2 separate regions of the Mus musculus genome follow, and region 1 is linked to region 2. The links are chromatin loops, found by intact Hi-C in ENCODE. Cell type or tissue: heart. All regions are shown on one strand.

Evidence for each region. Peaks named below come from ENCODE experiments on the same cell type or tissue, not always from the same donor. Only the 100,000 strongest peaks of a DNase experiment are listed, where the experiment ranks them.
Region 1: it touches region 2 in a loop (5-fold over the local background); 6 of 42 quality-filtered maps call a loop at or near these places.

Annotation. Positions count from the first base shown.
Region 1 is chr9:89,732,385-89,740,384 of GRCm38, forward strand. It overlaps Ankrd34c (ankyrin repeat domain 34C), which reads right to left and starts at 6,091. Exons shown (of 2, transcript NM_207260.2): 1 at 5,699-6,091. In heart, no CTCF peak of the experiment used is centred here; no DNase peak of the experiment used is centred here; H3K27me3 peaks cover 1,798 bases.
Region 2 is chr9:89,788,710-89,796,709 of GRCm38, forward strand. No RefSeq gene overlaps it. Among named protein-coding and RNA genes, the nearest start is that of Mir184, 9.6 kb to the right of the region's middle. In heart, a CTCF peak has its summit at 4,552 (motif pointing left); no DNase peak of the experiment used is centred here.

The DNA of each region.
Region 1 (8,000 bases), 56 kb before region 2:
AGAATCATCCCCTACAATGCCAGCTCTTCTCACGTTCTGCCTACCTTAAAATGTAACTGTTTCTTAAATATGCCCACTATCCCCCCTCCTGGCACTGCTCTTGTTTCTAACTACAAGGACTCCCTGCTCTTCTTTAATTATTCATCATCCTCCAAACATCAGCCCAAATGCTACTTCCTTTGTAATCAAGAGAAAAATCAATCAAGGTCCAAGAGGAAAAGTTGAGTAAAATTACTATGACTCATATCTACACTATATAAAGAACTCCTCCAAATCACTTCCTCCAAAAAAAGATACACAAATGACCCATGAGCTTTACGTGATCATCAAAGGTACTCAGCCTCATTACTACTGTAAGAAAATCAAATCAAAGCACAAGGTACCACTCAATGTTGCACAGAATAGTAACCCAAAGGATGCAGGAAGTCAGAGCCCATCAAGAACCTGCTGGAGTATAAATAGATACCACTTTACTAAATTAAAGCCTACATCCTGATCCAGTCATCCCATGCCTAGGTTGATACTTGTGGTAAGCTATAAACCATGACTAAATTCTCTTGTCCTGGTATATGTGTGAAGAGTTGGCCAGTAAAATGGGCAAAATAACACTGTCACTTTTTAGTAAAGCCTTTTAGACCATGAAACATCTATGTTTTCCCTCTTGGAACCCGGCTGCTTTAGGAGGAAGACTAGGTTATCCCACCAGAAATGTCTGCTAACTTCTTGAATGTAGGTGAGACTATTTTATCTGTGTAACTCCAAATACCTCTCAGGTAATTGTAACTGAGTAAACCAACCAATAAGCTAAGAGGACCATTGGAAAAATAATTCTCTCTCCTGAGGTTTTTTGTTGTTGTTGTTATTTTTGGTTTTTTGTTTGTTTGTTTGTTTTTGCCTTTGGAGTATAAGAAAAGGCACTGTAGAAGACTTTCAGTTAATTAATATGATTTTTGTCTCTGTTCATTTATTCATCACCAAACCTAGTCTGTATACTGATGTCAGATATGAAGGTAAAGAGATTATGGAATGCAGACACTTATAATTTAGAAGAAAGATAATAGTAATAACTTTTATGTTATGCTTGCCATGTACCAAGCAATGTGCTGAGTAATGACAATATTTTTATACATTGCCACTTAATCCTTACAACAATAGCATGCAATGAACAGTAATATTGTCCCTTTCTTAAATTGAATTTCAAACTGGGTGTTGTCATGGAGATAAAGCCACTTCTCTAAAACTACGTAAGTACCAGGTTGGAGGGTTAGAGTTTGAATCCAGCAGTCTCACCTCAAAGTCCATGTTCTCACCTCTGTGCGAAATAATTGTAGTTTGATATAGTAATTCCAAAAATAGAGTGCGAATATACAGCAGGGAGAGATGAATACCATGAGGTACTAAAGATTCAGATTAGGAAAGGATTGTTAATGAACACACAATTGGGATAGCCCTTGAAAAGGGTGAATGGGAGTTTCTTGAACCAAAATATGGAAGACACTACACCTAGGGTTATAAAGGAAAAGGTAGCATAGCACAGAAACTTAGAGAGCCTTGTGGTAGATAGTCAGGAGTAAAGGGGCACAGGCATTGGTGGTGAGATAACTGGTGGGACCAGCAACACCCTTTAGACTGTTGTCCTGAAAGTAGATGCTGGTATGTGGAAATATCAAAGAGTGGAGAGGTGTAATAGAAAAGGTGACATAATCATTGGTGAGCGGGTGGGAATGGATTGGAAGCACTGTAGGAGCCTGTGGGGGCAAAGAGAATTGGGGATACCACAGTACAGAGGCTGAGGCTGAGTGAAGCTGGAGAAAATCAGGAAGGTGGAACTGGCCAGTAATATATTTTATGGGAGAGTCAACCAAACCCTGGGATTTTTTTTAGTTGAAATGTGTCTTCTATTGTCCCCACAAAGTGAATGCTAAGCAGACCTGAGAAGACAGGGCACTTATTAGGGTCTCTAAATTTGCATCTCTCATTGGAAACAGCTAATATGTCCTCTGAATTTTGAAATCCTATCACCTTGACTGCCCTATGGACCGTTATTTTATCTTTAAAACATTACCCTATGCTGGGTCAGTAAAGCACTTGCCTTCCAAACATGAGGACCTGAATTTAGGACCTAGAATTCCTATGAAAAAGAAGGGTAGGTTGGACTGCACTTAGCAACCCAGTGCTGGGGAAACAGAGACAGAAAGATTTCTGGTGTTCCCAGAATATCCAGGTAGCCCATTTCAGGATTTCCAGGCCAAAGACAAATGCTGTCTCCTGACCTGCCCACTACACACACCTCTCTATGATCCTTTAGATTTTAACTTATTTAACATAACTATGATGAAGACTCACAGGACTTTCAAGGTATCAGGGCTACAAGATAAATGCCAAAGACTAAACACCCTCAACATCCAAAAGTTAAATCATGTACTGTCTGATTGGCATGACAGAGTATGAGTGTGTACCATCTTTGTCTTGAAGTCTTTCTGTTATTTTGTTGTCCTTGAAACTATAGAATTATGTCCCTTGTTCAATCTTCATGATTAAAAGTAGGAACTAAAAATGATAGGCTTTGAGCCATTTTCTCTTTGAACCTAGAATCATTCATTACCACATCTTTCTGTCTTTGGTCTGAGTATATCAGACCATGTCTACAAATTAAAGGCCTGAGAGCCATGTGGCCCACAGTCATCATGCCACGGTTTGACTGGCAGGACATTTTAAATGTTCTTAGGTTTGTTTGCTTGATTTTCTGTGTGTGAATGTTTTGCTTGAATGTGTGTCTATATACCATGTGCATGCCAGGTACCTAAGAAGGTCAGAAGAATATGTGGAATGGCTGTGAGGTGACATATAGGATTGAGAATAGAACCTGGGTCCTCTGCAAGAACATGTATTCTTAACTGCTAAGCCATCTCTTCAGCCCTTGGCATATTTTAATTGTTGTATTTGAATATGCTGGGGAGAATTACTCGTTACTCAGCATGAGAAAACCCTATTATTCTCTATAGTCTTACAACTAGAGCCATTCATACATTTGTGACTTATCTGGGTCATATAGGTCAGGGGTTTGCACAAAAGCAAAAGGCCACCATGCCATTGCTTTGCCATTTCTCACCCTTCCTACTGCTGACCTCTTCAAAGTTGTTAGAAGTCTCAAATAAGACAATAAATGCAGAGGCTTTTCTCCCCAGAAAGCTTAAGGTGCATATGATCATGTGAGTCATCATAAATTGCTTTGGTAAAGATGTGATGTCAGAATATCATTTACTTCATGGCTACTCTCTTCAGTCTCAGGTCCAACAATTTTCCAGTTATCATCGCTCATTTGTCATATAAGCAGATATTTTAATAATCTGAGAGAGATTATGCAAAAGGAAAATGTCTATAGACTATTTGTGAATATCTTTACAATTAGTAATGCCTTACTGAAATGGCTTAGGTAAATTTTGCTCTAAATGACCCAAAGCAGGCTTCTAGGACTTTTTAATAAACATTTTATAGTCATTTGTTTCTGGATATAGTTTCATCTTGTTTCCCCTTTACTTTTTCAACTACTACTGAATACAAGCCTGGTATCTTGTGACTCTTTAAAGATGGTTTTGAGATCATTTGAACCAAAATAGAATATAACTAATATAAATGTATTAGGTTGATTCAAAGTTAGTTTATAAGTCACATGTTAATACTATCTAAATATGTTTAGTGCTGAAATTACCAAAATCCACACTCCTAAGGAAGTACCAGTCCTAGGCAGGAGGGCTACAAAACAAAGATGCCAAAGAGCTGTCTAGAATTTCAGCTCTGTTGCTAGGTAGGTACATAAGGCACTGGAATTCAGACCCAGGATACTTCTGCCAAATGAGTAGAATAACTCCAAGTCCTGACTACTTCACAGTATTGTTATAAGGATCAAATGGTAGGCAATATGTGAAGGTCCTGCAAGAAGTCCTGCTTTAAAAATCCCAAATGGTTACTACACTGTAGTACTCTTGTCACACATCCCATCCATGGGGCCTTGCCCTGCTCTGAACCCAAGTATAATAGTATTGTGCATGACTGTCATTTACACCTCCTGTTCTGTCCTCACTAATTCCACCAACCACAATTAAAATCCAATGAACATGAACACACACACACACTGAGAGAAAGAGAGAGAGAGAGAGAGAGAGAGAGAGAGAGAGAGAGAGAGAGAGAGAGAGATTGATTCTGTCAGGGAACCACTATCCTAATGCTAACATTTTTTTATTCATTATTTATTTTTGAAACAGGATCTTATATATCTTAATGTCCTCAAAATCACATGTAAGGGAGGATAGCTTTGAACTTCTGGTCCTCCTGCCTTCCCCTTCAGAGTATTAGATTGCAGTCATGCAGGCTCCATGCCTGGTTTTACAGATTCTGAGAGTCTTACACAGGGTTTTCAGCATGCTGGGCAAACATCCTACCAACTGAGCTGCAGTCCCAAACACTGGTCCTTAATTAAAACATATTCAGTAACTTTGTCCAAAGACACAGCACTACAAGTCTGATCTCATTCTGTCCACGCTAACCCCCACTTCAGAGCTGTTGCACAAAGGGACTTAGCTCAGGCTTATGGTTCCACTTGTGCAGGCTGGGGTGGAGTTTAAGATTCAGTCTGCTGTAACAGTCCCTGTTTGTATAAACTTGGACAAGCCTCTTAGTCACTCTTGCTTCATTTCTCGACTGAAAAATGGGAATAAAAATAGCATAGAAATGGAACTATTATGGTATATAAAATTATACAATCTATATAGAGCATTTGGCACCGGGTGTTGGCATGCGGTAAGCGACTTATAAAAGATAAGTACTTTGGAAAGTTTGGATACACCCTCCCAAACAGAGGAGGCCACTTCGTTTAGCTGCAGCATTCGCGGAACCTTGGAAAGATACCTTTGCACTCCGCCCCTTCCTTCTGTAGTCACAGGAAGCAGTTAGAAGCCGATTAAAAACTGAACTTCACAAATATTCGTCTTTTCGGTTCAAGAGCCCCGTTTTGCCAAACCCAGGGAGTCACCGCCCACCATGCAGAGGTAACTGCGGAGGAACTAAACAGCGCCTCTGGCTTAAAGCTGCAGGGGTGGAGGTGGGAAAGGGCTCTGTCCGAAGTGCTGAAACCCGGGGTGTGGCTGCGCCTGGTGTATGGGAATCCATTGCTATCAGTGTCTTTGGGTCCCTTCCTGAGGACTGATTATGGGTGGGGGTGGGGTGGCGGAGTCAATTGAAGTCAGAGCCGTAAATGCTCCTCCCATCATTTCTCAGAAATTCTCAGACACATACACTTTACAATTTTGTGCACATTTTCAGAATCACACCTTGTCTTTGCCCACTCCCCACAGGTTTATGCAAAAAACGTAAGGCTTTGCTCCAGTTTTAGTTCCTATAAAAACCCAGACGCCCAACAGCCTGCCCCAATCTGCAACCATTTCCTACAAAAGTCCCTGGCTCCTACGCATGTCATCCCCACGCGTTAATGCAAATATATATATTTTACATTAAATCCTTTCATTCCAGTCTCCCACAATTTCCTGTGATAAAAACAGGCTCTCTCCTACCAGCCCCGCCTCCTGCCCTGGCTAGAAAACGCAGACTTACTTCTGGGGAGACTCTAGACTCACCTAGGTGACCAGCAGAAAGCCTTTGAGGTGCACTTAACCCGTGGGGGGGGGGCTTACCTGCTTACCCAGAGATGCTACCTTGGTCCAGGACTTGGACAGAGCCATCACTTCCACAGCACCTCCTCCTGCGGCTTCAGGTTGGCTCCAGGAGGGCTCTGCCTGTCTGAAGCAGAGCCAGAAGCTGAACTAGCCCTGTCTTCGTGGATGCCGTTGAATGACTTGCTCAGAACTTCTTCAAGGGCCACAAATGAAACCTCTGTGCCAATTATTCGAATCACCCTGATCTTCCAACTTGTGGTGGCCAAGGAGAAAGAAGTATTTAATAAGAGAAAGAAGTATTAAAGAAATGTGAGGATGCTCCCTAGACTGCAGCTTCTAGCTGCAGAGCTCCTGCGCAGCCCAGTCCTGCAGCTTGGCTTCTGCTGGCTGGCTCCACTGCTGCCCGCTGGCGCCCGAGAAAGGCTCTCCAGCCGGGAACAGAGAGGGCTGTGTGGGTGGGTGTGAGCGAGGAAGCTGAAAGGAGGGGGCAGTGAGGGTGGGGGAGGTGCCTACCTGCCCCTGTGGGGAAAGGAGCCGCTGCCCCTCCCCCTTGTCCCTAGTTCTCCTTGAAATCAGACTTGCTTAACAACTTGGCAGGAGCCTTTGAGCCCCTGGTGTATTTGCGCAAGTGAAGAGTCTATTCCTTGGGGTCTGGAGATTTGAACGGACCTTTCCAAAGTCTTGTCACCGGTAGGGATTCAAACTCGTGTCTGCTTTGCTTTTCCTATGGCTCTGCCTATTTCAGATTTCCTTGATAAACTTGAGATCTCAGGATGACAGTCCACAATGAGAGAATCTGATTGTGTGTGTGTGTGTGTGTGTGTGTGTGTGTGTGTGTGTGTGTGTGTGTGGTGGCTCCACATGGCTACTTCTGGATTGCATCAACTCCAACCTTTAACCCACCTCCTTCCTACTTCTATGACTTCCCATGGAGTCAACACTAAACAATTTTTAGTTATCTTTTAACTAAATTAATTCATAGCTACTGCATATTATTCAAAGCAGAGTACGGTTTTAGCAAGTGGGTGCCTCCTTCCACTGAGCCCTGTAGACTCCTTTCCCCACTAGTCAGCTTCCTAGAGGTAAGTTGAATTTTCTTCTAAATTTCATGCACACATAGCATTGATTTACCCTACCCCAAAATGTCCTACTTCTTGACATAATTTTAGTGATTTCTATATTTCTTGAAAATTATCTCATTTATATGTTCAACGTTCCAGCACAAAGTTTCAAAGTATTGTCTTGCTATTTTTATGTATGTATGTATGTATGTATGTATGTATGTATGTATGTATGTCTCTGACACTGTTCCAAAAAAATCCTCTTTGCTTTCCTAATACTTTCTGTTGAAATTGTCTATCACTTCTCTTTTACTTATTTTAAAACCAAACTTACTAGATAGCTATCAATGTTACTGATCTTTTAAATGGATCGATATTATTTCCTACTGTGCTTTTATTAGTCAGCAGTGCCATAGTACTACACATGGAAGTTTCCATTCAGTCCCCATAATTTTTTAATGACTTGAGTTCTGTTTATGGAGTCCCCTTAATCCCAGTAAAAGTTAGTATAGTCACTTCTACATTTCCCATCTTGCTAAGTGAGACTTTCTACCCCAGAATCTCAACAGTGTTTCTTTCCCTAAATGTTTTCATGGTTTGTAACTATTATATTTGTGCAAAGGAGTAATGCAGAGGTTAGAAGCCAATTATTCCACATCACCCCTGAAAAATCCATTTTTTCATCCCCTGATTTAGCATGCTACTTGACAGTGTTGCTGTAGGGTTAGGGGTTAGGGCTAGGGTCTGCAAACTCTACTTGCATAGTCTGTTCTTTTTGTGCAAGCATACTGCTGCATTCAAATTGTTTATTTACATAAGGGTAGTTTATTCCACTCCTATGAATAAAATGGTGCTTGTTAGAGATAGCTGATCATTCATTGAGTGATACCAACCTAAAAGGATGATTCTGCCAACATTCCAGTTTCCCCCTCAGAAACATTTCAATTATTAACATGGTTATCTATTCATTGAGAGTTCCTTAGATGACCCTCAAAAACCATCTGTGCCTCATGGATTTTTAAAAGGACAGATGATTTTTATTTTTACCTTGGTTGAGTCAATTTTGAGTAGTGTGTATTTGCTTAGAAAAAAATAGACCATGTCTTTCATATTTTCAAACTGTAGTTTCAGTTACAAGTTATCTTTCACAATTACTCATCTTTGAACCAAATCTTTTTCCCCCTTTCATCATCACAGTCCTGTACTCACACATTAGCTTTGCTACCTGTAACTAATATTATTTTGCTGTCTTTGAATTGTATGACTT
Region 2 (8,000 bases):
TGCTATGGGTCCATTGTGACAAAGGAGTGAAAAGATGGGGGCCACAGAGGCTCATAGTGAAGGCCACGCATGGCAGAGAGTCTTACCTCAACCAAGACAGCCCTCTTCCTGGAGCCCACATGAAGAAGCAATCAGACCAGTCTGAGTCCCCAGGGCTTTAAGAGTTCTGTGACCTCAAGAAGTCTCCAACATATGAGCAGAGACAAAGCAGAATTTTGCCCACAGCTCAGGGGCAGGAGACTTCCTGAGATATTTCAGCATTAATCATCACCCCTCTTCCAATTCAGGACTTTTTCTCCATCACCAGGACAATGAGCATCTCATAATAAAAAGGAAGACTCTTCGTCAGAAGGGATGAGCAAAGTGAACCTGCAAAGGTAACTTCCCCTTAGCTCAGAAGACTCCATTTGTTGAGGCTGCGCAGGATATCAGGAGAGTGGCTGAAACAGAGAATCAGAATCAAAGACTCCCCAATGCAACACAAGGGACTCTGCTAGGACACAGGCGTACTCTCAGTGGACACATAGACAGCTAAGGGGAAGCTCGCATGCAGCACTCCCTAATAGCATGATTGGGCAGCTCAGAAATCTTCCTCTAAGCAAATCTTTCACAGCTTTGGGGCTGAGAATACTAAAGGATATCATCAGACAATGAGCTTTTACAGAAACGAGAGAAGCACCATCCAGCCACATGGACACAGAGGCGCAAGTTGTGTGAGCCAGGCTGAAATCACCAATGTGTTCTTCAAGCCTTCAGCCGAGCATCTAGAACAACTCACCCCATCGCTGTCAGTGCCTCTGAGCCCATCAGAGTTTCTTCAGCAAAGCAGAGTGGCTGCAGGATGGAAGGCTAGGGCCACTAACAGTGGCCTGAATTGGATGTCCATACATCATCTGATAGTGGTGACCACAGAGTCCCACTTAAACATGGACATATGAAAAAAAGGGGGGGACAGTTGCCCTAAGCCTGGTTCTCAGGGCATCTGAGTAGTCCTGGGCAGAATGTCTGAAAATGAAGACAGACAAGGGAGAAGCCCACCACACTTGACATAATTGAATCAGAGAGTGAAGACATAGCACAAACCTCAGAAGAGAGGACAGCAGAGTCTAGGGTAGGTTCCAGGCTCAACAAAGAAGGGCTATAGTTGAAGGTAGAAAAACAAGGGGGAAACCTGGTGTTTCAGGGCTCAGAGCTTTGACACCGTTTTCTGGCGATCAGTCAGGTCAACCCATTCTTTAGTTGAGGAAACAGACCTGAGATCACTGAGACCTTTCAGCACTGCAACCAGCCCCAAACAGGAGCTACACAATACCCATGAGGACCTGGTGGAGCTTGGGATAGGAGCATCCTGTGTGTAGACAACAGCAGACTAAAGTCTATTCTGCTTGTACGCTAACCAGTCCTCATGGGGCCGCGGGATCATTCAGCCACGACTAGGTTGGTCCCTAGAGACAGAGCCCTTGGGGTATATTTTGACAGTGCAGATTTAAAGCAAGCAACACAAGAGCAGTGCAGCTGGAGACTCGAGCTCCCTCCTTCTCTGCTTCTCCCATCAGCCCACAGCCTCCCCTCTGGATAGCTTTTGGGAAGCTATCTCAAGACTGGTACTTTTTAAAATATATTTTTAATTTTTTTGTTACACCTCAATTACTCATTTTGTTGGGGAGGAGATGTGTGCACACATAAAGGGCAGAGGACAAAGTGCGGGGGTTAGGTTTCTTCCTCCACCATCTGGATCCCCAGACTCAGCGGCAAGCGCCTTCACCCACAGAGCCCTTGCAGGCCCAACCTGGTATTTTTATGGGGCCCAAACCATTTGTGTGATGGTGACATACACATCACTGGTCCAACAATTTCTTCCAGGACCCCTACTGTTGGATGACTTAGTGCCTGAGACAGCAGAAAGTAGGAGAGAAAAACAGAACTCAAGAGACCTAGAGCTCTAACCTCACTTCTTCACAAATAGCCCCCTGAAGAACCACTATGGGCGTCCAGGAGTACACGAGGTCTCCATCTGTTTTCTTGTTCCAAAACCAACCTCTCACTATGAATGATAACAACTACCTCACACTTGAAGTCTATACAATTAGCAGCCCCCGTAGCAATTAGCAGCCCCCGTAGTCAGTGTCTCAGAAGCAAGCGAGGCCAGTTCAGAGCTGCTATACAGGAAAAGCATTCCTGTAAGCCTTCCTTTGCCCTAGCCCTGGACAGCAGGGAAGACTAGAAGCAGGGATAGGTACTGTCCAGGAAATGCCATATTTGCCAGAAGAGAGAATTTTATCCTGCTCTTCCTGGCAGGCCTTTTTTTTTTTTTTTGGTAGGAAATAAGGTATTTCTCCCCCCACCCCCAAGTGAAAGGAGCGCCGCTTATGGCTCCCCAGTCAGACATGCGCTCTGTCTACAGACTTCCATCTATGTTTGTGTGAGCTATGCTTGGAGAAACAAGATGTCATGGGGGTCGGGAGGCACAACCAAGAAAACAGGAAGCAAGATCAAGGAAAATGGATCATACCTAGCTGTAGAAGCTCTCCTGACAGTGCTGGCCCAGCACAAAGACAATTGCAAAAGAGATGTGAAGAAAACACCTGTCTTCCCCTTCTCCACCCACACTGACCCCATGGGGGTGGGGGGTGGGGGTGGGGTACAGGCAGAAAGAGCAGACCATGCCACCACCCCTCAGCCTAGCCTAGCTTCCAGGCTTCATCTCAAACAACAGGCTCACCCTGTCTCACCTGCGCTGGGGAAAAAAAAAAAAAAGAAGCGCTTTAAATAGATGTGAGACCAGCATCTGCAAATGAACAGTGCTGAGTTCTTCATAAAGGCAACTGACAGAACTTTCTGGAAGGAGACCGCACCATCCCTGACAGGGCTGTTACCCAGAGAAAAGAGCTCGGCAAGAGTAGGGGGATTTACAGGGGGGAAAAAAAGAACAAGCTACCTCGCCTTCTTATTGCAACCATTCAGTAAACAAGTCACATTTTCATAACCTGGTTAGCTCAGAGGTTTTCTAAATCTGGAAGCAGGCAAGTGGGGCCAAGGAACATAGATACAGCCGGAGCAGAGCTGCACTACAGAGAATCAAAAGGTCCCTTTATAAAGGCTAGCCATGGCCACAATGGAGAGGGGACAGGAATGCCAGTCTCTGAACCTAGATTGAAGTACAGGCAAGGAGAGATAGAAGCCAGCTAAGTGCTAGGGAATTCTCTGTGGCTATTCAAAAGTTAAGTGACCTCTTGCTACTGTGGCAGAACCTTCCCCTAAAGAATAAAGATTTCGGAGGACCAATCGTTGGGCGAGGAGTAGGCGGGACTTCCAGGTCTAAGAGGGGAAGCAGGAGAAGATGGTTGGCTGGTGGATGGGAGATGAGGAGGCCAAAATGTAGTGGAGGCGCCCTTTTTCAGGTGGCGGATCTGTTGGGACCCACTATTGGAGGATTTAACTTAGAATGGCTTACAAATTAGGATGCTAGTTGCTGTGCCCAACGATTGTGTTACCTGTTAATTCTGAACTAAGTTTGTGTGGTATTTTCCTTCATGGTGCAACTCAACTGAGTTTCAGAGAACAAGGGCAAAGCATGGGTTTGCAAGAAGTGCACCCCCAAAGACCATGGGAATTTGGAAGCGTGGGGCTGGCATGGCAACGACCCACCATGGGAACTTAGCACTCTACAAAGTTGAGAATGGGGCCATCCTGCCTGCCGGTGCTGCAGGCGTAGCGTGGATTGCTTTCATAATTCACGTAACAACTATGTATGTGCCCTAGTGGTTGACTCAAAGACACAATTCAAGGGCAAAAAAGAAAAAACTCAAGTGTAATGGCATATACCTTTAATATCAGCATATGGGAGGCAGAGTTGGGCAGATTTTTTTGAGTTCAAGGCTAATTTGGCCTACATAGCCAGTTCCAGGTCAGCCAAAAAAACAGGCACAACAATAAGAGACAGATCCAGATGTAAAAGATGAAAACCCTGGTCGCATTTCACTATGAAAAGACTCAAACCACACATTAAGACCATTTGTGGGCCAAGACATTGCTGCCGTTCCTTTAAAACAGCTATGCTTACAAACGTGAAAGTTATTGGTGTAATCGGCCAACTGGGTACCAGAAAATAAAAAGCCTGTAATGCAGTTTCTGGCTGCTTCCGAGAAATCCCACAATCCAAACTGGAAGAGCCTACCAGCGGGGCCGCTTACTCATTAGTGTCTCCTCAGCATCCAGCAAGGATCATAGTAGCTGCACGATGAACGTTTCCTGAATGAACCGCCGAGTGAATAATAGGATGGATGGGTGGGTGGGAGGGCGGATATGAATGAATGGCTGGGTAAGTGGGTGGTAGATGAATGAATGAGTAAATGTATGAATGAAGCCTTTGAACTATAAGCATCTTTCCCCCACGGAACTCCCACTGTACCACTAGGTCCAGGCTGCAGACTTCTCCCAAAGGAAAAGATACTTGTGTTATGAAGTGTGTGGTCTTCAGCATGACAAAAGTAAACTGGGCCTCGAGTACTGACAGAAACAGCTTCAAGAGTCCGCCCTCTAGCGTCCAAATGGTAGACTGCACCGTGGGTTTCACCCTGAACAACCACAGCTGCTTTTCAAGTGGGATCACAGCAGCATCTTGCCTCCCACAGACCTTCTTGGTCTGTCGGGGGCTTTCTCCTATAATGAAATGGAGTCTGAGTCACCTTCTTTTAAATCTGGATCTGCTAGGACAATGAAAGAGGTGCTCTAGGTGCTAGGTTAGAGGCAGCAATACAATTGCTCCAGCCCTCCTGGGACACTGGTTCTAAGATCTTGACCATGCTGTAAAGAAGCCAATACCAACCAACACCACTAGAACATGTGCAAGTGTTCCAGACACATCCCTGGGACAGTTCTGAGCTGAGGTACAGCACCATCTTGCCAACCATGTGAGTGAAATATCCTCAAAGTTCTCCTCTTAGGCCCTAGCTGACATTACGTGGAGGAGAGGCAAACTAGTCCCCTCAACCCTATCTATATTGCAACTTTGTGGGGAAAATAAATGAAGGTTGCCAGTTAACCACAAAACATCACAATAACTGTGCAAACGCAGATACTGAGAACAACAAAAAGTTAGCTCGAATAGGTCAGAAAAGGATAAATTAGCAATATTTATTAAACATCCTTAAAAATCCCTATACCTTAAACCCAACATCCCATTTTGGGTGATTTAATCCTTGTAAAGAAAGTGAAAATGTATTTTTAATGCTGTATATATGCACAGTGGAGTTTTATTCAGGTGTAAATTAAAGAGTGGAATTAAGACATTTGTGAGAAACAGATGCAACTGGAGATTATCATGTTGATGAGAGTAAGCCAGGCTCTGAAAGACAGATACCTCATATTTGTATATGTGAAATCTAGACTTATACACTGTACTCATGTGTATGAGTGGGAAGGAAGACCCCTAAGGTGGGGGACACAAAGCAAGGTAATAAAATATATGAAGGATGGAAGCAGAAGAGGGGACTACTTGATGGATGGAGGGGGCTGACCTAAGGAGCTAAGGGGGGCAGGGAGGGCAGCAGGGATGCAAATAGGATCAATGTATGTGATATTTATTATGAAAATGAACATCACACTGAAATCTATTATTTATGATGGCAGAAGCCTGAGAATGTCAAACAGAAGGCTTTCCAGAGCTCCAGAAGTGAGTTCAAAACCACCCTGTGAGACTCGAGACTAAAAGTAAAAAAAAAAAAAAGGTCTGGGGACCTGGCTTGATGGCAAAGCACTTACTGGGAGTGTGTATGGCTCTTAATTCAAGCACCAGTGCAGCAACAATAATGTTAAAGGCACGTAAGAGAAGCACTAGTTAGAAAGAAGGGATAGGCAGGAAGATGAGAGGGTAATGGGAGATGAAATGAATCATAATATACTGTATACATGTAAGATAGTTCCAAAAATAAAGTAAAATAAAATCAAAGCACTGAAGACCACCCAAATACTTAACAGAGATTGAGTAATTCAATCAGTATGCCTTCTAGGGCAGTATGTTTCTAGTACAGGACTCCCTGTGGCCTGTCTGTTGTTCTTATAAGATGAATTCTTAGGGGCTGGAAATGGCTCAGCAATTAAGAGCACTTCCTGCCCTTCCAGAGGGCCCGAATACCTTTCCCAGTACCCACATCAGATAGATCATAGCTGCCATCACCCAGTTGTAGGGGACTCAGCATCCTTTTCTAACCTCCATGGGTACCTGCACACATATGACTATGCTCTTGCAGAGATACACCCATGAGTGTAAATTTGAAATTATTATTTTAAAAATATATCCTTAGTGAAAAGGAGGTGAGCTGTATCAAAGGTACCCACGATTTCAGTCACAACAGAGAATTTCCCACAAGGCCTATAGTAATCTATATTCCCATCTATGATATAGAATTTGACATTTCTCCATACCTTTAACAAGTGTCCTTAGGTAAATATTTATTTTTCTGTTTGTACTTCTTTTCCTATAAATTTTCACCTTGTATAATTCATTCATCTTTCTATCTTGGCTTTTTTCTCATCAATTTGTATCATTTGTACAACTGTCCTTTCTTATTGAAAATACATTTTATACACTATATTCTGATTTTCTTTTCCTCTTCCTACTCCTCCCAGTTTCCTCCCAACTCTTCCTCCCATCTGGACACACAGCCTTTCTGTCCCTTGTTAGAAAACAAACAGGCCCTTGAGAAATAAGAATAAAATAAAATATAATAAAACAAAAAATCAGAATTAGACAAAACAAACAAAAGAAAAGGAACTTTGGTTTTTTTAAAGCTTGAGAAACAGATATAGACACAGAGACACAAACATTTGCTCACACAGGACTCCCACAGAAACACAAAACTGAAAGTCATCACATAAGTGCAAAGGACCTGTAAGATTCATTTTGGGTTGGCAATCCACTGCCTGGCATGGGCCTACCCTTTAGAGTGGTTTGTTTGTATGACTGAATTTTGCTGGTCATACGACTTTGAGGAATATTCTATAAGGGTTGTTCTGGCCTATATAACAGTCACTGTGCAGCTATCTGCATCTAACTAGCTGAGCTTACATAAGATGAGGAATTCATTTCTTCAGTCATACCAGCTTTGCTTCAGATGTCAGTAGATCCTTGTGGCTGGTGACAGTGGCGTTAATAGTGTGGAATAGACCATTCTTAGAGTGTGAAGGGTTTGGTATGCATCTCTACCCACCACTTACCATCCATCTTTATGTTGCAACACAGCTAACTCAGAATTTTTATATTTAGGTTAGTAATCATTTTTTTGTAATTACTAAGTATGCCCCCCCTTATTAAGTAAGCTAATCCTATCCCAAGATTATTACTTTAAAGGTTAAAGTATTCTAAATTACATTTGTTTGATTGATTGATTGATTGATTGATTGTTGCCTTGGGAGAGACAGACAGTCATGTGCCACAGTGTCAGTGTGGAGGTCAGAGGACAACATGTGAGAGTCATTTCTTTCCTTCCATTATTTGAGACCTGGAGATAGAACTCAAGTCACCAAGTTTAGTGGCAAATGTTCTTGAATGCTCAACTGCCTTACCAGACCCAAAGCTTCCATTTGTATTGCTAATATTTTACACCACGGTTCTTCCCCTAAATATTTTTATTTTCTTTTTCTATATACACATGTATGGTGTGTGTGTTTGTGCATGAGTGTTAGCCTGTGTGTTTGTGCTCATGTAGGAGTGCACATATATGTGTACATGTGGAGGCTCAAGGTGGATGTCAGGGATCATCTTCCATTACTCCTCTACTTAATTCAGTGAAGCAGACCCTCTAAATCAAACCCAGAGCTCCCCCAGAACATGCTTGGGGATTTCCTGTCCTCTAAGACTTCAAGTACAGGCAAGCTGCCATGCCCATCCAACATTTAGGAGGACTCTGGGAAAATGAAATCTGGTCCTCACATTTATGCAGGAAGCACTTGACCACTGAGCTCTGGACTCAGCCCTAGGTCTTTAGATTACAAAGTGT